Linked DNA regions of Homo sapiens: region 1 is linked to region 2. Evidence: chromatin loops called from intact Hi-C (ENCODE). Cell type or tissue: chondrocyte. All regions are shown on one strand. Each heading gives the region's core, and the rest is flanking DNA. Links, peaks and the distances in the headings are about the cores only.

Region 1 (10,858 bases), core at 1,842-9,841, 180 kb after region 2:
TCCTTGTTCTCTAGAACTTACTCGTGCCAAGGGATCAAACTTCCAGGTCTGAAAGGATGGAGGGCAGGAAGTGGCTAGGACTATGGTCTCTCAGGCTAGGCTCAAGCCTGTCAGTGATTCCCACTGTGACCCCAGGTCAATCAAGGGCTCAGGTTCCTTTCCTGGAGTGAGAGGTGGGGTGGTTTAAGTCAGTGATTTTTAGACTTTATCAGCAATGGAATCCTTTTTACCGACAGAATTGTAAGGTAGCACCCCAATGTGTACAAAGCTTTGGAGCAGAAGTGCGCTAGTTGAATCGAGGCGAGGAGGTCTGGGTTCCACTCACTTGCCTCCTAAAATCTCTCTGCCTGCTAGCCACCTGACCCTGGGCTTTCTTACAGCTCCAAGGGTTGCTAGAGCTCAGAGGAGGGAGAAGTCTCCACAGGCAATGGCAGAGGGAGCTTTCTTGGGGACAGGAGTGGGGAGGACTGGGAGAGACGCAGAGAAGTACAACCAATAATGCCTGCAGCTACCATTAATGAGGCCTGCAGTCAATCCTAAGCCTTATGCAGGATGTTTTACCTGCATTGTCTATTTCAGCATCCCCACAACCTTGTGCGGTAATACTGTTCACGGTCCCATGTTACACTCAAGAAGACTGAGGCTCAGTGAAGAGACTTGCCTTGTATGGCTGTTAATTCACTCAGGTGCTGCTTTAATGTGTGTGTGTGTGTGTGTGTGTGTGTGTGTGTGTGTGTGTGTACTGGTGTGGGAAGAATGTTACAGAGCATTCGGAAGAGCAAGCTTAGCCAGGGGCACGCAGGAGGACTTGAATGCCAGGATGGAGGGTCCAATTTGGCCTGATAAGAAACAGGGAGCCTGGCCAGGCCCTGAGGCTGGGCATGCTGCAGAGGCTGTGGCTCCCTAGGAGAGAACCCAGGATGGGTGAAGTGGGAGGCACCAGCATCCAGAGAGGCTGGCAGTGCCAGGGGCAGAAAGAGCCCTAAACTACAAGTCATGGCTGGGCTTCCAGTCCTAGCTCCACCTGTGGAATACCTGGGGACCTTGGGCAAGTCACTCCACCTCTTCCCCACTTTCCCTGGCTATCAGCACTGAATGCAATAATGCATGAAAAAGTTAGAGACCATGCAGGGGGCTGTACGCACGTGACCCATTCGTCTGACTGCTCTTCAGGTACGTGTTTCAGGTGGAGCAGGGAGATGCTCTGGGAATTCCCTGGTCCTAGCAGTTCTTCTCAATCTAGGAAGCCTTCCTAGGAGGGGATTGGAGTGGAGAGTGCTCAGGGGGTGATGGCATCACATTATTGACCTTTGGGAACCCACCTCTACTGAGAGCAGGAGGAAGCATGAGAGAAAGATAAGGCCTTCTTCCTTTTCCCTGTGCAGCCCAGAAAGGACAAGAGACTTAGGCCACGAGGTGCTGGAGGGGCCCAAGGAATTTCTTTTTCTTTTCCTTTTTTTTTTTTTTTTGAGATGGAGTCTCGCTCTGTTGCCCAGTCTGGAGTGCAGTGGCGCAATCTCGGCTCACTGCAAGCTCTGCCTCCCGGGTTCACACCATTCTCCTGCCTCAGCCTCCCAAGTAGCTGGCACTACAGGCGCCCGCCACCATGCCTGGCTAATTTTTTTGTATTTTTAGTAGAGACGGGGTTTCACCGTGTTAGCCAGGATGGTCTCGATCTCCTGACCTCCTGATCCGCCCGTCTTGGCCTCCCAAAGTGCTGGGATTACAGGCGTGAGCCACCTCGCCAGCCAAGGAATTTCTTTTCCCCAGATCTGGGTGTGGCACTGACCAGCCCCCAGCCTAGACCAAGCAGGCCAGTCAGCTCAGAGCCACAGGAAGTGGGGAGGGAGCAGTGTTGCTGAGCTCAGTGAAAGTGAACCCCCATTGATCCTCAGGGCTGGAGGGGGCCCACACAGAGGAGACACAGAGGGAGAAAGGGGCGTGGAAATGAAGGTCAAAGCCCTCCCTTCTTGCAGGGCTCCTCCTCTGCCTTCAGGATTCTTCCTGTAAGATCCTTCCTCTAACCTCTACCTCTGGAAGACCATGCAGAAGGCAACAGTGCTGTGGTCCTGCTGGTTAACTCCATGTTCTCGGTGAGAACCACTGGGACAATAGAGTTGGCTGAAAAATGAAAAGGAAGGACTTTTCTGAGTTGCTGAGTGTGCAGTGGAAAAGAACTTCCATGCTCGCCTGGTGGGAGAAACTTGAATGAGGGCTCAGGGAGGGAGATGACGTGAGTAGGAGGGACAGAAGGTTGAGTAGCAGGAAATGGGGTTCAGAAAGAGGATGACAACCTGGTAAGGGAGATGGGATTCAGGGAGGAGAATGGGGGCTCCAAAGAGAGGCTAGAGACTGGGTGACAGGGATGGAAGGCTCAGAGACCAGGATTTCCAGGTCAAGCTTGATTAAACGCTTATTAAATTCCTCCTCTTTGAAATATTAGATGTGCAAAGCAAGATAAGTGCTAAATAATTTTTTAAATTAAAAAAAAATTTTTTTTTTGAGACCAGTTCTTGCTCTGTCACCCAGGCTGGAATGCAGTGGTGTGATCTTGGCTTACCGCAACCTCTGCCTCCTGGGTTCAAGCAATTCTCTGCCTCAGCCTCTCGAGTAGCTGAGAATACAGGTGTGTACCACCATGCCTGGCTAATATTTTTATTTTTTGTAGAGATGGGGTTTCACCATGTTGGCCAGGCTGGTCTCGAACTCCTGGCCTCAAAGTGATCTACCAGCCTTGGCTTCCCAAAGTGCTGGGATTACAGGCATGAGCCACCATGCCCAGCTGATAATTAAAAGAAAAAAAAAGTACATATTCAAGCACCAAAAGCAAGAATGGGGAATTGTGTAAGACCATAAGAGGTAATTCCTGGTGGCAAGCAGGAATTGAAGGTGTATTTCTGAGGGGGGGTCCAGTGTCCAGTGGGGTGGGAGGGTGGGAAGTATAGTTGCCAACCTCAAAAATGCCAGGGACAACAGTAGGCTTTCTGCTTAAAGCTGAGTCTGGTAAAGTGCTGCCTGCCGTGAACATTAAAATCTCTGTCTGCTAGCCACCTGGTCCCTGGCTTTAAGCAGAAAGAGGATCCTTATAAGTGTGACACCTCAGTCTGTCCACAGGGGGTGTGGGCTCAGGATTTGATATCCAGGCCATGCAAAAATCCCAAACCAAGACACTGCTATAAGAGCTGATTTGAGGCTGCTGCACTTCCACATGGCTTAGGCACATACAACTGAGAAATCATCCCTTAGGATGGCCTCCACATCCCAGGGCACAATCAGGAAAATGTGCTGAAAATAATCTCAAGGATAAATTCCATAACAGATTAGAAGCACCATACCTTAAGAGACATACCTCTCATGGGAGAATTTATACATAAAGACCTAGAGCTAATGGAGCAATCTGAAAGGAAATTTAATATAGCTAAAATCATCAAAAAGATAAAGGAAGAAGTAGCATATATAAAACAAGAATAGAAAGATATCAAACAGAAACGTAGCAGAAATGAACAGAACTATCTAGAAATTTTAGAAATGAAAACTAAAGTTACTAACATTTTTTAAAAAATCAATAAATAGGTTATCAAATATATCTGAAGAGAATTAATGAATTAGAAGCTAGAACTGAGGAAATCCTTCAGACTGAAGCACAGAATAAAGAGATTAAGCAGATGAAAGAAAAGAGACATAGAAGATTGAATGAGAAAATCTAGCATATGCATTAAGGGTTTCAAAAAGAGATACTGGAAAGAGTGACTGAACTTGCCAAAAATAATCCATGAATTTCTAGATTTAAAAGGCCCACAGACTACCTAGTAAGATATCTTAGAAAACAAAACTCTATCTAGACACCTTGTAGTCAAAGTGTAGAATATCAAGAATAAATAGAAATTCTAAAAGCCACCAGAGAGAAAAGATGGCTTATCTACAAAGGTCCAATAATTGAGTTGACAGTAAACTTCTCATCAGCAACAACAGATGCCAAGAGACAATGGAATCGTATCTTCAAAGTGCTGAGGGCAAATAATTGTGAACCTAGAATTCCATACCTTGCCAAACTGTCACTTAAATGAAAGGGCAAAATTAAGACATTTGACACATACAAGATCTTAGAAAGCTGTTCCACAGACCTTCCCAGAAAGAGAGAACAGGAACTTGGGGGAGGGGCTGGGAGTTCACAGAGATGATGGGCACAGCGCAGGGCCAGGACTCTAAGGAGGGGCTGGAGTCTCAGGGATTGGAGGGAGGCCGGGCTCTGTTTCAGACTTCTCCTCAGCACCAGCCAGACACAGGAGGCCAGCCCAGCCTGGCCCAGCTCAGGTTCTTCCCTCCTGAGTGCCAGCCTTACTGTCCTTCTGTCCCCTCTTCCTAAGCCATGGCAGTGGAACAGCACCCAAGCTGGGGAAGACACCAGCAGCCTAGCACACGAGGCCTTGAGGAAGCCATGGCCAAGTTGCTCATGTGACTGGGCACTGGGCCTCCACAGGAGGGTCCACTCCTCTTAGGAGATCAGATGCCACCTCACTGAGGCCTATAGATGGCTGGAGCTGTGGGACAAAAGCTAGGTCCCTACTCAAGAGTTGGTGGGAAGGGGACTCTCATTCTCTGTAGGAAAATAATCACAAATGGAGGGGACAAAACCCATGGGGGCTGGGCCAGCTGACACAGGAGGCTTCTAGGAGCATCTGGCTCCAGGCAACCAGCTGGTGCCCTTGGGTAATATTTTAACATGTTTGAGACCCAGTTTCTTACTTATAAAATAGGGAGAATGCCTACCTAACGAGGATGTGAAGATGAAATGAGAATCCATGAGTACCAAGCTTTAGATGTATTTTCTTTTCTTTTCTTTTCTTTTCTTTTTTTTTTTGAGACAGGGTCTCATTCTGTCACCCAAGTGATCCTCCCTGGCTCAAGCAATCCTCCTGTCTCAGCCTCCCAAGTAGCTAGGATTACAGGCACGCACCACCACACCCGATTAATTTTTGTATTTTTTATAGAGATGGGGTTTCACCATGTTGCCCAGGCTGGTCTCAAACTCCTGACCTCAAGTGATCCTCCTGCCTCCATCTCCCAAAGTGCTAGGATTACTGGCATAAGCCACCATGCCTGGCCTTAGACATATTTTCCTAGACAGAAATTTCTTAAACAATAATCTCCATTGAACACCCCTGCCTGGCATATTATCAGAGCTCAATAAAAAATTGTTAATAAGAGCTGGGCACGGTGGCTCACGCCTGTAATACCAGCACTTTGGGAGGCCAAGGTGGGCGGATCACGAGGTCAAGAGATCGAGACCATTCTGGCCAACATGGTGAAACCCCGTCTCTACTAAAAATACAAAAATTAGCTGGGCGTGGTGGCGGGCGCCTGTAGTCCCAGCTACTCAGGAGGCTGAGGCAGGAGAATCACTTGAACCCGGGAGGCGGAGGTTGCAGTGAGCTGAGATCGCGCCACTGCACTCCAGCCTGGCAACAGAGCGAGATTCCATCTGAAAAAAAAACAAACAAAAATTGTTAAGAAAAAAATGTCATGGTGAGAGCAGATGAGCAGAGGTGGGAATGTGCGCAGTGTGGCTGCAAGGATGGCTTTGTGTTCATTCACTCACTCATCAGTTACTGTTACCCCCTTGGTGCCAGGCTCTGTGCTGCACTCCAGCGGTGCAGAGATGACCCTGGACTTGAGAACTCCCTGTGAGGAAGACAGCCCAAACCAGAAAACACTAACAGAGGATAGAGGGTTTCTTTAGAGGCTAACTTGGTCTTTTGTTTGTTGTCTCTCTCCCCAACCCAACCCCTGCCCTCAACCCAATCATCAATATAAGCTCCATGGTAGCAGAGAAGTCAGACTTGTTTTAAGCTGTATTCACAATGTTTAAAACAACGTCTGACACACAGAAGGTGCCAAAGAAATAGCTGCTGAATGACTGTATATGAGCTCTAATAATAGAGGTTGTAGAAGTTCACATGGGAGCACTGAAGAGGTCTTTGCTGACTCTGGCTCAGGAATTAGAAGTTTCTCGGCAAGGGCCATTTAAATTGGGCCTTGATGGATGTATAGGAGCTCAATAAGTGAAAAGGGAAGTAAAAGGGCATTTCAGGAATTGTAGCTAGCACATTCTGAAAACATGGAGCTAAGTTCAGGGATCAGTGAGTAATTGGGTGTGACAGGAGCATAGAGTACAGGAGGTGGTGAGGGAGAGGAGAGTGAAAAGAAACAAAGCTGGGGAGATAAGAAGGACCTTGAACCAACTTGGGCTGTCAGAAAGTCCTTATTAAAATCTAACCACCTACCTTGAGGCAATACTCTGGAGAGGGTAGAGTTTCCAGCTCTCACTGTTATCCTAGGGAGGACCCTCCCTTCAAAGGGTGAGGGTCTTATCAGGAAGTGGGTTAAGAAAGGGGACAGTCATACTCCCACTAGTTCCTAGAATTGTCTACAGTTGGGATGACAGTGGGACAGGGCACCTCCCAGAGACACAGGTGAGGGCTGCATGCTGCCCCCTTGTGGCCTCCGCAGACCTGAGCTGCAAGGAAGCCAGCCAGATTGTCTGCTCCAGATTCCAGGGGTCTCCAATCTCCAAGGTCATCCTTGTGGCAAGTTCCCAACCACCAGCTGTCCCCAGACCAGACCCAACTGCTTTATTTATTTCATGTATACTCAAGGCTGGGCCAGTCAGTTCAGGAAGACTGACTAAAAGGGGATAGTTCACATTTCAATAGCCTGCTTCTTTCTTACACATATACATGTCACCTTTGGCCAGAGAGCAACTGTGTATGCACAGGGGGTCAGGAGATCAGTGTTTTGGTTTCAATTCCACCCTCAATTCATGGAGTGACCTTGGGCAAGTCACTGCACTTCACTAGCCCTCCCATGACTCCATCGCTAACACAGGGATCATGATACCTCTTCCTGTCTCCCCTGCAGGGTCACTGTGAAGATCATCGGGAGGGAGGACGGATGCTGCAAGTGCTAGGAAAAATGTTTAAAGAGTGCTCCGGATGTAAGGGGATCGTGCTGGGTATTAGATAGGGGCTCTCTTGGGCTGCGCCAAAGGGTTTGTTTACACCAGGATGGGCCCTGCTGGCAGGGCAATTTAAAGGGAAAGTGTTCAGCAGGGAAGCTGCTTGCTAATCACAACTGATCAAAACATCTCTAAAACAAGAATGGAAGTCTACAGGAAAATGGGGACCCATTCATTGGCCTGAAACTCCAATCACACTTGGGTTTTCAGGAATGAACCAAAGAGCAAACAAGGTGGGACACAGGGCACCATGAAATTAAATTGTGGAGGTTCTGCCTTTTCTCTGAGCCTGGGGCCCCTCTGCATGTTCACTTTCTCCCTCTTACATTCCCTGCACACAGGGCTAGGCACACGGCTATCAGTGAAAACTTGCTATTATATGATGTCTCGCTAAGACTGAGTTCTGGACAGCTGGAAAGGCCAGAAGACCCCCTTCAGAATAAAGTCCAGAGCTAGAATGAAGGTAACTAGATATAGAAGGAGGGAATGAATTTGGGAGTTGCGAGCAGGTTGGGGCTGACCCTGACTCACTGTTATGGGGGCCAACTTACTGACTTCTCATGGTGAACTGTCACCTGCTTTACCTACCCTGGTGACACTCCATGTCATTTTGGATAGACAGCATCATGTATCCAAAACCTTAAAGCTAAAAAAACTTTGCTTTTGAAAAAAAAAAAAAAGTTATCTGTCTTTCTTTTATAATGTGAATCCTTTACCTGGTCTCATCTCTTTTTGCTCTGGTGGCCAGGAAGCTCAGGGTCAAATAATTCTAACAAATACGTAGGTCTTTATAACCATGATATCTGTGTTCTTGTTTTCTATAATCCTGATTTCCTACTCAATTGTATTTTTCCTAATTCTAATTTGTTTTACTTTATTATTTCATTGTGTTGTTTTCATTGCAATTTTTTCTTATGGACTGAGGTAAGGCATAGTGAAGTAGATGCTGAGTATTTTATAAGCTACCATCATCAAGACAATATAGGCAACAGGATGCCCCAATCTGGAGTAAAGAGCAGAGCTGGCCAGACTTGAATCTAGGCAAAGTATTTAAGCAGATCCCAGAAATCTGGGGAATCTCCTGGGAGGAAGATCAGAGGGCAGTAATCTGAAACTACTTGTTGAAAACTAACTCATGTCTTATCCCCATGGTTTACAGTGGATATTTCATAAGATAATCATAAAAGCATCAGGTTCAGACTTGAAATCATCTAATATAAGCCCTTCCCCAATTTCCACCTCACCCACTGAGACAGTCCCAAAGACAAGGGAGGTATTTGCCCATGGGTTTAGGGCAAATACCTACATTTCCTGGCACCCAGCTCACTGTTCTTCCCACAACAGCAGCTCATTCCAGCTGGAAGGATGGCATGGTGGAGGTAAGAAAGATGGCTCATCACTGGCCTCTGTGGCCAATGAAGTGGAATGCTCTCTCTATTCTCCCTGCTTCAATTAACAGGAAGTAGGTCTTGGCTGTAGAACTCTTGGCTGACAAGGGGCCTGGGTTGTTCTCTATGGCAGATGCCATGCCTTTGTTAATGGGCATGGCCACAGCAGGTAGCTGAATGATAGCCTGTGCCAGGCAGGACTGGAAGGATTTACCCCAGGCTTTGACGGAGCCAGCTTTCTCCATGAGAGATGCCCCCTTCTTGACCCTCAACCAGGCAGGACACAGCTCAGTCTGATACACGGGTCAGAATCTAGTGAGTCCAGCAGGCAAGCATCTCTGAGCAGCAAATATATTCTGATGAAGCTCACTTTTAAGACCAGCCGAGGTAGGCCAGGCACAGTGGCTCATGCCTGTAATCCCAGTACTTTGGGAGGCTGACGTGGGAGGATCACTTGAGCCCAGGAGTTCAAGACCAGCCAGGGCAATACAGTGAAACCGTGTCTCTACAAATAAAAAATAAAAAAAATTAGCTGGGCATGGTGGTACCTGACTGTAGTCCTAGCAATTCAGGAGGCTGGGGTGGGAGGATTGCTTGAGCCCAGGAGATTGATGCTGCAGTGAGCAGTGATCACACCACTGCACTCCAGCCTGGGCAACAGAGCCAGAAAAAAAAAGATCGGCTAAGGACCTCAGTTTGAATTAGGTACACAGCATTAAGTTCCCTTAGCTTTGAACATCTCCTTCTCACAAGGGTGGCCCTCTCTCCCAGACACACAAACTGAGGGCAAATGAACCTTTCCAAGCAAAGTGGCCCCATGAATGCCCCCAGACACAGAAACCCAGACTCTAAATTATCTAAAATGAGATTTATTGCATTTCATGCAGCTTGAAGTCCATGCAAAGGAGACTAGCACAGTTTTTAATGCATTTAAAAAATAAAAGGGAGGTGGGCAGCAAACACACAAAGTCCTAGTTTCCTGGGTCCCTGGGAGAAAAGAGTGTGGCAATGAATCCACCCACTCTCCACAGGGAATAAATCTGTCTCTTAAATGCAAAGAATGTTTCCATGGCCTCTGGATGCAAATACACAGAGCTCTGGGGTCAGAGCAAGGGATGGGGAGAGGACCACGAGTGAAAAAGCAGCTACACACATTCACCTAATTCCATCTGAGGGCAGAACAACGTGGCAAGTCTTGGGGGTAGCAGCTGTTCCCAGAGTCAAGAAATACCGTACACCCCTGGGGAGATTTGCTCCTAAAAAGAAGTGGCAGTAACAAACAAAAAAAAAAGAAAAACAAAAGGAGAAATATTTCTTCAACCACACTCTTCAAGAAAATGCCATAAATATGTTATTTAATATTTTAATTTCATAGCATTGGACACACACTCAACATATTGAAATATTGATTCCTTAGAGAAAAAAATGGAAAAAAAGGAAACAAAAAATATTGCATCTTTCTGCTGGAGAATCTCGGCCCCCAGGCATGGGGTGTAGTGCACCAGTGTCCTAGCCTGCAGGAGGCGCTGAGGTCGGCCGGGTCCTCTGGGGAGGAAGGCTGTGCCCATTGCCTGGGGCTGTATGGCAAAAATTGTGTTGGGTGTCCTTGGCCTTGCCAGCTCAGGCCCTCAGTCGCCGGTCACCTGGGGGGCCTGCCCGTCGGAGGGCTGGTTGGCTGACTGGATGAACATGGGCTGGGCGAGGTCCTGGCCCGCAGGCATGGTGACTTGCTGGATCTGGTAGAGCTGCTGCGAGGGGTGGAGAGGAGAGAGTGAGGTCATCCCTGGGAGAGGGGCATGCAGCTCCCTATGGGTCTCGAGCTGGTTGGGGGTCCCAGATACCTCAACCACCACCCACTGCAAGGCGTCAGAAGGAGGAGGGGAAGTGGAGCTCTGCTGGGGTTGGGAGCAGCAGACACAGGAGGCACCAGCCCGGTGTGAGGGGGGGTGTGTGGTGGGCAGGGAAGAGGTGCAGGGAGTTGAATTTCCTGTGGCTTTCACTTCTCTGGGCTCTGCCTCTCCCGTTAGCTCAGAGACTCGAGCTTGCTGCACGCTGTTCCTCTGTGGCAAACACAAGCAATTCGAACCACTGTACCAGCAGCTTGGAAGTCAGCATTTCCCCAACTCTTGGTAATCTACACTGGCAGGGGCAGTAGGATTACCCCCTCCTCTCCTTCTTTTCTCAGAATATCTGGCTCAGGTTGAAACTAAACTGAATTTGAATTTTCTCCATGGACCCTGCTAAGGAGGTGGCCTGGTATTAAACACTTAACTATAGCCAAGACGCTCCAGGGGTGGAGAAGATACTCACACAGCCACTTAGGAAGGTCAGGGCTAATTGACTACTTGGTTTCCCAGGCGCTCCCCAAAGAAGCCAAAAGCCAAGCCCTCATGGGAGCCCTGGCATGTAAGCCTAGCATGTGGTGCTGGCAGAAGCCAGAGGTGGGTCCTGATGC
Region 2 (10,858 bases), core at 1,645-9,644:
TGTAATTCCAGCTACTTGAGAGGCTGTGGCAGGAGAATCACTTGAACCCGGGAGGTGGAAGCTGCAGTGAGCTGAGATCATGCCACTGCACTCCAGCCTGGGTGACAGAGCCAGACTCCATCTCAAAAAAAATAAAAAAATAAAAAACAAACTGTATTCATTGTTAACATTAAAAATGAACAGACACTCCCCCAATCAAGAAACAGCAATTGAGAAAATTAACAACATAACTCATTTTCTTTTCTTTCTTTCTTTTTTTTTTTTTGAGACAGAGTCTTGCTCTGTTGCCCAGGCTGGAGTGCAGTGGTGTGATCTTGGCTCACTGCAACCTCCACCTCCTGGGTTCAAGCAATTTTCCTGCCTCAGCCTCCTAAGTAGCTGGGACTACATGTGTGTGCTACCATGCCCTGCTAATATTTGTATTTTTAGTAGAGATGTGGTTTCACCGTGTTGGGCAGGCTGGTCTCAAACACCTGACCTCGTGATTTGCCTGCCTCGGCCTCCCAAAGTGCTGGGATTACAGGCGTGCACCACCATGCCCTGCCCAAAATAACTCATTTTCTATAGGGAAACACATAACATTAAATAATAATATCCATACTTTTATGTTAGAAAAATAAGAGAAAATTATTAAGTTAAAGAAAAGCCAATATTTTATATGTACTTGCAAAATAAAGAAGAATTTATCAGTTGCAGCTGATAAACAGATAAACAAATCATGACTAGGATCATAGTCAGACTATTCTGTGGAGTGTGGGACAATGTGGCCATGACAAAGTCTTTCTGGCGGCAAGTGCTTTGAATAAAATCTTAACCACCAAAATAATTATTACCTAATTCAGGAAGTTCATAGAGGAAGCTATCTAACAGTGTTCAAATATGTTTTGGCTCTTGTCAAATTTTGAGTAGTTGAATAGGTCAACATGCTTGTGGCTCATTTATGGCATGCCAGTTAGAAAGCTCAGTCCTAACTAATAGAAATAGGGTTTCCAAGACAAAATATGTTATGTGGTCAAATAATTTTGGAGAATTCCATGCTAAAGTTAAAATGCACATTGCATGCTGCAGGAATTCTCAGAACCCTTAAGATGCCAGTGCCCGCTGTGATTTTTTTTTTTTTTTTTTTTTGGCCTTCAAATGGAAGTGGGCAAGGCACAGAAACATGTAGTTTCACGTAAACACAAATGCACAAAAAACATATAAAAATACTCAACCTCACTCATAACTCATATTCACAATAAAACAAGATAGGCCGGGTGTGGTGGCTTATGCCTGTAATCCCAGCACTTTGGGAGGCCGAGGCGGGTGGTGACACCTGAGGTCAGGAGTTTGAGACCAGCCTGACCAACATGGTGAAACCCCGTCTCTACTGAAAATACAACAATTAGCCGGGCGTGGTGGCGCGCGCCTGTAATCCCAGCTATTTGAGAGGCTGAGGCAGGAGAATGGCTTGAACCCGGGAGGCGGAGGTTGCAGTGAGCCGAGATCGCGCCATTGCACTCCAGCCGGGGCAACAGAGTGAGACGCCGTCTCAAAACAACAAAAACCGAAAGAAAACAAGATAGGATTTGTCACGTGGAAGATTGGCAAACTGGAAAAAGCTTTATAACGTCCAGCGCATTTGAGTGGGAACAAGTGCTCTCACAGAATGTAGGAGGCTGTGTAGATCTATAACTCTTTGGAGGAAGTATTGGTTAGGGATGATGCCCACTGGCATGTAACAGAAAGCCAGACTTCATCGAATAGGGATTTGTTAACTTTCAAAAAAAGATATTAAGTCTAGAGACAGGCGTCCCAGGCTAGTGCAGCCTCTCTGCAACATCACCAGGGTCTCAGGCCCCTCCACCATGCTTAGTACAAAGCTTTTACTCTCACATTTGCCTCACTGTGACCTCATGGTTACAAGATGACTGCTTTACCCCCAGCCTCGGGTTCACATTCCAGGCAAAAAGAAGGGAGTGGCAAGGAAGAAAATGTGGTGCCTCTATCAGGAAATGAATGCTTTCTTAGGTGCCTCCAGCTGACTTTTATCGACATTTGAGTATGTGGAACTGGCCGCCCCTAGATGCAAGGAGAGCTGTGGATTTTTTAGCTCAGCACATTGCCTATTTGAGTGAAATCAGATATTGATTTACCTGATCTGGCCTCAGCTGACTATCTCTTCTCTTACGATTCTACTCTGACTTCTGTTCTTCTACCTCACTGACTTTCACAGGTACTGTTAGCATTTTACCCAGATCCTTTTAAGATCCCCTTTTCCTTCATGTTGTGTGTGCCCCCAACTTTGCTAAGCTTTTTCTCTTAACATTTAGTACTTAGTACCCAACACCTAGTACCTAGTACCTATGGCTCTTTGGATAGGGCGCTACTGGAGCCCACTTTGCCCAGAGGAAGTGCCTGAGAATTTACTTGAAAAAGCTCCCTGGGATGACCCTAGCCAGATGTTAATGGGAGGAGAGTTTGAAAGTCTCAGCAACCTTGCCTTAGGTTGGAACAAACACTGAGGTGTAACTTATATGCCAGAGCTCCCCTTCCTACCCGACTCTACCTTACCCCACCCCGCCCCACCCCCGTGGGATCAGGGTGAGACTACCTTCCTCCGGATTTCGCATGAAATCACACGCTTGCTTGGCTTCCTCCTCTTCCCTGCCCTGCTTCCCCTACACCCTTGCTGGTTATTCCCCACCCTACCCCTAAGGGAGCACTAATCAATCACTTATACAGGAATCCTCTCAGAGTCTGCTTCCAGATCGCCTGACCTAAAACACCAGCCAACTTGCAGTTTCTAGAGCATGCTAAGCACGTTCCTATCACAGGGACTTTGCACGCTGCAGGAATACCTCCCCCCAGACACATGCACGGTTCACATCTGCACTTTGTTTGTGTCTTTGCTCAAATGCCACCTTATCAGTGAGTATTTTCTTTTTTCCTTTTTTTTTTTAGACGAGTCTCGATTTGTCGCCCAGGCTAGATTGCAGTGACCCTATCTTGGTTCACTGCAACCTCCACCTCCGGGATTCATGTGATTCTCCTGCCTCAGCCTCCTGAGTAGCTGGGATTACAGGTGTGTGCCACCATGCCCAGCTTATTTGTGTATTTTTAGTAGAGAAAGGGTTTCACCATGTTGCCCAGGCTGGTCTCGAACTCTTGACCTCATGATCCACCCGCGTCGGCCTCCCAGAGTGCTGGGATAACAGGTGTGAGCCACTGCGCCCGGCCATCAGTGAGTATTTTCTTAACCACACTGCCTGAAATAGAACCACTCCATCAACTTCTATCCTTTACCCTGCTTAATTTCTCTATGCAATTTAGCACAGCTTGGCTTAACAGTATTTAATACACAGTATTTTGTTTATTGTCATTCTCTCCTACCATAATATAAGCTCAGAGGCCAGGAACTTCGTCTTGTTTTATTCTCCTCTGTATCCCCTGCACTGGAATTGATTAATGCCTGCCAGAAGAAAGGCCTTGTCCGGGTGTGGTGGCTCATGCGTATAATCCCAGCACTTTGGGAGGCCGAGGTAGACGGATCACCTGAGGTCAGGAGTTCGAGACCAGCCTGACCAACATAGAGAAACCCCGTCTCTATTAAAAATACAAAATTAGCCAGGCATGGTGGCACATGCCTGTAATCCCAGCTACTCGGGAGGCTGAGGCAGGAGAATCGCTTGAACCCTGGAGGCAGAGGTTGCAGTGAGCTGAGATCATGCAATTGCACTCCAGCCTGGGCTTGAAACTCCATCAAAAAAAAAAAAAAAAAGAAGAGGCTGGGCGCGGTGGCTCACGCCTGTAATCCCAGCACTTTGGGAGGCCGAGGCAGGTGGATCACGAGGTCAGGAGATCGAGACCATCCTGGCTAACACGGTGAAACCCCGTCTCTACTAAAAATACAAAAAAAAAAAAAAAATTAGCCGGGCGTGGTGGTGGGTGCCTGTAGTCCCAGCTGCTGGGGAGGCTGAGGCAGGAGAATGGCATGAACCCAGGAGGCGGAGCTTGCAGTGAGCCGAGATAGCGCCATTGCACTCCAGCCTGGGCGACAGAGCGAGACTCCGTCTCAAAAAAAAAAAAGAAGAAGAAGAAGAAAGGCCTCAAGTATATTTGCTGGTTGAATAAATGATTGAATATCTAAGGATCTATGCAGACTTAGGTAGTAGACAGTGGGTTTTAGCTTTGAAGAGGGAAAACAGCTTTGTAGATTCCAGCATTTATTGATACACCAAAGCTGAGTCAGGAGCCCGAAGGAGCTCATGGTCTCAAGGAGGACCCAGACCCCACTCCGCAGTGGCCTGTGCACTAGGCTATACAGACACAATGGAAGAAACAATCGCTTCTGCCTGGGAGAATCCAGGAAGGCTTCACAGAAGAGGCCACATTTGACATTAAAAAGGATCAGTTTCTCTGGAGGAGAAGGTGGGGTTGCAGTCCTGTTAGGAATAGCTTGTAAGAAGGCATAAAGTCCATGACCTGCCTGGTGTGGACAAATTAAAGAGTGCCTGAGGAGAGCCACAGGATACTGAAGGACAGAAAGCAACAGAGTCACCAGAGGACAGCCAAGGACCTTGAATGCTGAGGTTTGTCCAGAAGGCAGTGGAGAGCCAAGTGCGGGGCTTAAGCTGGGAGAAGGGCAAAGGCGAGTAGGGTCAGAGCTGGATTTTAGCAAGTTACTCCTGGTGGTGACATGGACGAGGCTGAGAGGGGAAAACCAGGGGCTGGGAGGTCGGTTGGGGTCTGCCTTGATGTCACCTAATTTCAGCTCCAGGTGCAGAGCTGAGATGTTGGCACCAGAGGGCGCTCTGACCCAGAGCACGGGCCTCCTGCCATTCCCGTTCTGCTCCCGCTGGGCACTCACCTGGCGCTCTCGGAGACAGTTCGCACCTCCAGCCGGGGCCCGACCTGTGTGCTCAGCACACAGGCCTTGGGAAATCTTCTACATTACGTCTTGTTATTTGACTTTGTCTTTCCATGTAATGGCTGAGACTGTGAGGTGCTGCTGGAGGTGCAGTGGGGGAACAAATAGGCAAGATCCCTGCTGTCCTAGACCATGTGGTCTAAGCCAGCGGTTCTCAAAGTGTGTTCCCCGGGTCAGGAGGCCTGGCATCTCCTGTGAATGAGCAGACGCACAGATTCTCGGGACCCACTGCAGACCTGCTGAATCAGACACTCTGGGGCCCGTGGCCAGCAATCTCTGTTCTAACAAGCCCCTCTGGTGATTCTGATGGTGTCAAGGGTGAGAGTTGCTGGTCTAAGAAAACACTGCACACTATAGCAAGTTCCTTCAAAGGACTGATCCAGCAAGCTGCGGAAAGGCACTGACTCAAGGGAGCCAAGGGCCAAGCATAGAAGGCTTCCTGGAGGCAGTGTCTAGGAGTCAACTAGATAAAAAAGGGAGAGAAAGTCATTCCAAAAAGACAGAACAGGCTGGGTGCAGTGGCTCACACCTGTAATCCCAGCACTTTGGAAGGCCAAGGTGGGAGGATGGCTTGAACCCAGAAGTTTGAGACCAGACTGGGCAACATGGCAAGTCCCTGACTCTTAAAAAACAAATTTTTTTTTTAATTAGCCTGGCATGGTGGCTGGCGCCTGTGGTCCCAGCTACTCTGGAGGCTAAGTTGGGAGGATTGCTTGAGCTCAGGAAGTTGAGGCTACAGTGAATCATATTCTCGCCACTGCACTCCAACCTGGGCTAACAGAGTGAGATCCTGTCTCAATCAGTTAATCAGTCAGTTCAAAAAGAGAGAACTGTGCCAAGACCCAGAAGTAGGAGAGCTTAGTCTCTTATTGAACTCCAGCTCGAAGGGACCTGACACAAGGGCTCAGCCTTTGTCCCACGAAGTTCGCTCTTGTGACTTCTAAGTATGGTCTCATGTTTTCTTCTCTTTAAATTTTTTTTTTATTGTTTTTAGTTGACCTTAAATACTCTCCTATCCAAGAGGTTTCATGTTTTAAAAGACGTTGTTATCCTGGGCAATCTAGTGAGACCCTGTCTCTATAAAAAACAAAAATTAAAAAAAAAATTAGCTGGGCGTGGTGGCTTGCACCTGTACTCCAGATACTCAGGTGAGGTGGGAGGATTGCTTGAGCTCAGGAGGTCGAGGCTGCAGCCTGGGCAACAAAGGGAGACTCCATCCCTATTTGAAAAAAGACATCGTCTTCCAAACAAGCTGCCTTAAATAATTAATCTTCATTTATTTCCTACTATTATGAATCTATCTATCTATATATATATAGCTCCTATCAGAGTTTTTGATTAGCATGAGATGTTCAGACTCCCTATTCTGCATTAATCATTATAGCAACTACCATTTGCAGAGGGCTGACTCTGGGCCAGCCTACGTGCCAAGTGCTTTACATGTGCTAGCTCATTCAATCGCCACTAGAAACCTCTGAGTGGGGTCTTATCACTCCCATTTTACTTAGGAGGAAACTGACACCCAAAAGAGACTCAGTCACTTGCTCAAAGGCACATCACTGACTGTGGTCTAACCCTGGCCTATCTTCCTGTAGAGTGGACTTGATTCAAACGTTTCCCTGTTCCTTGGGAGTGATGGAGTTCCAGCCTGAAAGAAAGATACCTGGCCCATCAGCACATACAGTTTCATCCTGAGCAAATGCTTACGCATTCTTGTTATGCATTTAGAAGTCCTAATATAGCTCATGGTACCCATTCTATCTTGAGAGTTCCCTAGGGTTCTGGGACTCCGGGTGAGAATCACTAAGCTAGTCCAGCCTTTTATCTCTCCCCCTGCCATACTCAATATACAGATAAGAACGTGGAAGCCCAAGGAGGGGCAGTGAAGTCGAGGCAGCCTTCCAGGAACCCCCTCAAAGGATCCCCTCATGTCATAAAACTAGAAAAGACCTTCCTCAGCCAGGCACAGTGGCTCACGCCTGTAATTCCAGCACTTTGGGAGACCAAGACGAGAGGATTGCTTGAGCTCAGGAGTTGAAGACCAGCCTGAGCAACATAGTGAGACCCTGTTTCTACAAAAGATTTTTTTCTTTTCTTTTCTTTTTTTTTTAAATTTCCAACATTTATTTTAAGTTCAGGGATACAGGTGCAGCATGTGCAGGTTTGTTACATAGGTAAACGTGTGCCATGGTGGTTTCCTGCACAGATCATCCCATCACTCAGGTATTAAGTCCAGCATCCATTAGCTTTTCTTCCTGATGCTCTCCCTTCTCCCACCTCCCACCCTCCGACAGGTCCTAGTGTGTGTTGTTGCCCCCCCATATGTGTCCATGTGTTAACATAATGCAGTTCCCACTTGTAAGTGAGAACATGCAGTATTTGGTTTGCTGTTTCTGCATTAGTTTGCTGAGGATAATGGCTTTGAGCTCCATCCATGTCCCTGCAAAGGACATGATCTCTCTTTTTTTTTTTTTTTTTTTTTGAGATGCAGTCTCACTTTGTCGCCCAGGCTGGAGTGCAGTGGCGCGATCTCAGCTCACTGCAACCTCTGCCTCCCAGGTTCAAGTGATTCTCCTGCCTCAGCCTCCCGAGTAGCTGGGATTACAGGTGCCCACCACTACGCCCAGCTAATTGTTTGTATTTTTAGTAGTGACGGGGTTTCACCATATTGGGTAGGCTGGTCTTGAACTCCTGATCTCATGATTCGCCTGCCTCGGCCTCCCAAAGTGCTGGGAGTAAGTGCAGACATGAGCCACCATGCCCAGCTGATCTCATTCTTTTTTATGGCTGCATAGTATTCCATGGTTCTACAAAATATTTTTTAAAAATTAGCTGGGTGTGGCAGCACACACCTGTAGTTCTAGCTACTTGGGAGGCTGGGGCAGGAGGATAGCTTGAACCCAGGAGGTAGAGGCTGCTATGAGCCGTGATTGCACTGGTACACTCCAGCCTAGGTGACAGAGCAATACCCTGTCTCAAAAAAAAAAAAGAAAAGAAAAGAAAAGAAAAGAAAAAATAAAATAAAATAAATTAAAGGAAAGAGCTCCTTGGTCCTTGCGTCATTTTCCCTATCTCCTCCCTTTGCCCTCCCTCCTTACCTCACTCCCTGGCTTCCTTCCTTCTCAAGCTTCTAGTGAGCCCCTGCTCTGTGCCAGGCCCCTGGTGCTGGGGACACAGGGACAAACAAGTACTTCTTGCCATTCTTTCCATTTCTTGTGGGCTGTAGCACAGTGCCGCACATGCTATGTTATTAAGTTATCTCCACCACAAATGCCGTTTCCACCAGATGTCATTAGTGGCAACATGATCTACAGTCTCACTCACTGGCATTGCAGGATAGAATACAGCATAGCCCGCACCCACCTCCCCACCCCTCCAACCCTACCTACCTCTGCCCTTCTTCCTAAAAAGGGCAGATGCCATTTCCATTAGCCCTGTAGGGGGCACTGTCTGCCTCCTCCCTTTTTAAAAAAGGACCAGCTGGTAGACAGACTTCGTGTATCTGCCTTTTCTCCTTCATGCTTTCCTGCCATTCATGACTCATTGCTAATCAATTTTCTCTCTTCCTTGTGCCAGTTTTATAGCCAGGCTTCGCCATCTGCCTGGTGGGCGAGTTGTGTTAGTCTGTGTTTGTGTTAATAAATTAGTTCGAGTAATATTATCTGTGCTGGCTGCTAGGAATACAGACAACAGTTAGCCCTGGTGTCTGCCCTAGGGAAGCTCACAGTATGGGGTGGGAAGGGGAGGCTGCTATTCCCGCACTCTGCGAAAGGGCTGCTGGATAGGGTAGCTTTACTGTTAAGGGTGGGACTGCACTGTATTTAGGGCATGTTTACTATGCCCCAGTGAGCCCTGGGCAACACAAGGGCCCCTTTGGCTCTCTTGGCTCTGAAAAGGAAGCCAGGAGTCTTGGTGGGAAACCTCTAATAGCCGGGGGAGGGAAACGCTGTCCGGGAGAAAACCCTATTTGTTAGCAGTCTGGGAGTCATCTGTCCTTCCAGGCCGACTTTTAGTAACCATAACATCAGTTAAAATAATTTTTTTTTTTTTTTTGACACGAAGACTTGCTCTACTGCCCAGGCTGGAGTGCAGTGGTGGGAGCTCGGTCCACTGCAACTTCTGCCTCCCGGGTTCAAGCAATTCTGCTTCAGCCTCCCGAGTAGCTGGGATTACAGGTGTGCGCAACCATGCCTAGCTAATTTTTGTATTTTTAGTAGAAATGGGGTTTCACCATGTTGGCCAGACTGGTCTCAAACTCCTGACCTCAAGTGATCCATCTGCCTTGACCTTAAAATAATTTTTAATAAAGATGATTTTTAACATTGTTACAAAAGTAGTAATGTGCTCAATGAAAAAAATTTCAGTGATAGAGAAATAAAATGAATTTCAATCTTTGCCTTCAATCTGTCTCACTGTTAACACTTTAGTATGTTAATTTCCAGGTATACATAATAGATATTATAATCATATAGCTACATATGTGTATGTGTTTTTATAATCAAATATATGTGGAAAGAGCTAGAGAGATTATTGTCTTTCTTTTTTATTTTTTTATTTTTTGAGACGGAGTTTCACTCTTGTCTCCCAGGCTGGACTCCAATGACGTGATCTCGGCTCACTGCAACCTCCGTCTCCCTGGTTCAAGCCATTCTCATGCCTCAGCCTCCCGACTAGCTGGGATTACAGGCACGTGCCACCATGCGCAGCTAATTTTTGTATTTTTAATAGAGACGGGGTTTTGCCATGTTGGCCAGGCTGGTCTTAGAACTCGTGACCTCAGGTAATCCACCCACCTTGGCCTCCCAAAGTGCTGGGATTACAGGCATGAGCCATTGCGCCTGGCCAAGAGATCATTTTCAAAATATAAATAAAAATATAATAAAATATTAGGCCGGTCGTGGTGGCTCACACCTGTAATCCCAGCACTTTGGGAGGCTGAGGAGGGTGGATCACCTGAGGTCAGGAGTTTGAGACCAGCCTAGCCAACATGGTGAAACTCCGTCAAACCCTGTCTCTACTAAAATTACAAAATATTAGCTGGGTGTGATGACACGCGCCTGTAATCCCAGCTACTTGGGAGCCTGAGGCATGAGAATTGCTTGAACCCAGGAGATGGAGGTTGCAGTGAGCTGAGATCGCACCCCTACACTCCACCCTGAAGGTTAGAGCAAGACTCTGTCTCAAAAAAAAAGTATATATATATATATATCTATATATAATATTAAACATATAAAAATACCTGTTATAACATGTTATCTATATAATAATATATCTTATAGATATACAATATACCTGTTATTCAAATTGCTTTGTCTTCCAAACGGAGAACTAATTTCCATGTTGGCAGGTGTAGATGGATCTCCCTCATTCTTTTTATCAGCTGTATAGTATGGACACACCATGAGGTACCCAATTCTCTGGTGATACTCATGCAATTCCTGTCTTTTGTTATTATAAACAATGCTGCAAAGAACCACTATATATTTCTCTTTGCTCACTTTTGCCATTATTTCAATAAAATAAATTCTCAAAGGTGGAATGGATTTGATCAAAGGGCACATAAATATAAAGTTCTGATGAAATAGATGAATTTCTTTCCAAAAATAATATTGCAATTTGCATTTGCCCCAGGAGTGATGAGATACCAACTGACACGCTCCCCAACACTGGGTGCCTTTTAATTTTTGCAGTCTGATACATGAAATATATTATCCCATTGTTGTTTTCATTTGGATTTCTGTGGAGTCAAACATCTCTTCCTGAGTTGATTGGCCATTTGAATGTCATCTTCTATAAAGTGTATTTTCCCATGTCGTTTGTCTATTTTTCTTTTCTTTTCTTTTTTTGAGACAGAGTCTCACTCTGTTGTCCAGGCTGGAGTGCAGTGGTGTGATCTTGGCTTACTGCAACTTCCTCCTCCCAGGGTCAAGTGATTCCCCTGCCTCAGCC

What was found. A loop is a pair of places that touch in the nucleus more often than their neighbours do. Peaks named below come from ENCODE experiments on the same cell type or tissue, not always from the same donor. Only the 100,000 strongest peaks of a DNase experiment are listed, where the experiment ranks them.
Region 1: a loop joins it to region 2, with 6 times the contacts of the local background. A loop is called at or near these places in 55 of 110 quality-filtered maps.

What each region holds. Positions count from the first base shown.
Region 1 is chr1:40,770,002-40,780,859 of GRCh38, reverse strand. NFYC (nuclear transcription factor Y subunit gamma) reads right to left here. Exons shown (of 10, transcript NM_014223.5): 10 at 9,257-10,151. The coding sequence ends at 10,032. Among named protein-coding and RNA genes, the nearest start is that of KCNQ4, 8.4 kb to the left of the region's middle. In chondrocyte, for the core only: CTCF peaks have their summits at 6,268 and 6,496 (motif pointing left); no DNase peak of the experiment used is centred there.
Region 2 is chr1:40,946,597-40,957,454 of GRCh38, reverse strand. No RefSeq gene overlaps it. Among named protein-coding and RNA genes, the nearest start is that of CTPS1, 28 kb to the left of the region's middle. In chondrocyte, for the core only: CTCF peaks have their summits at 4,582, 4,782 (motif pointing right), 8,112 and 8,344 (motif pointing right); no DNase peak of the experiment used is centred there.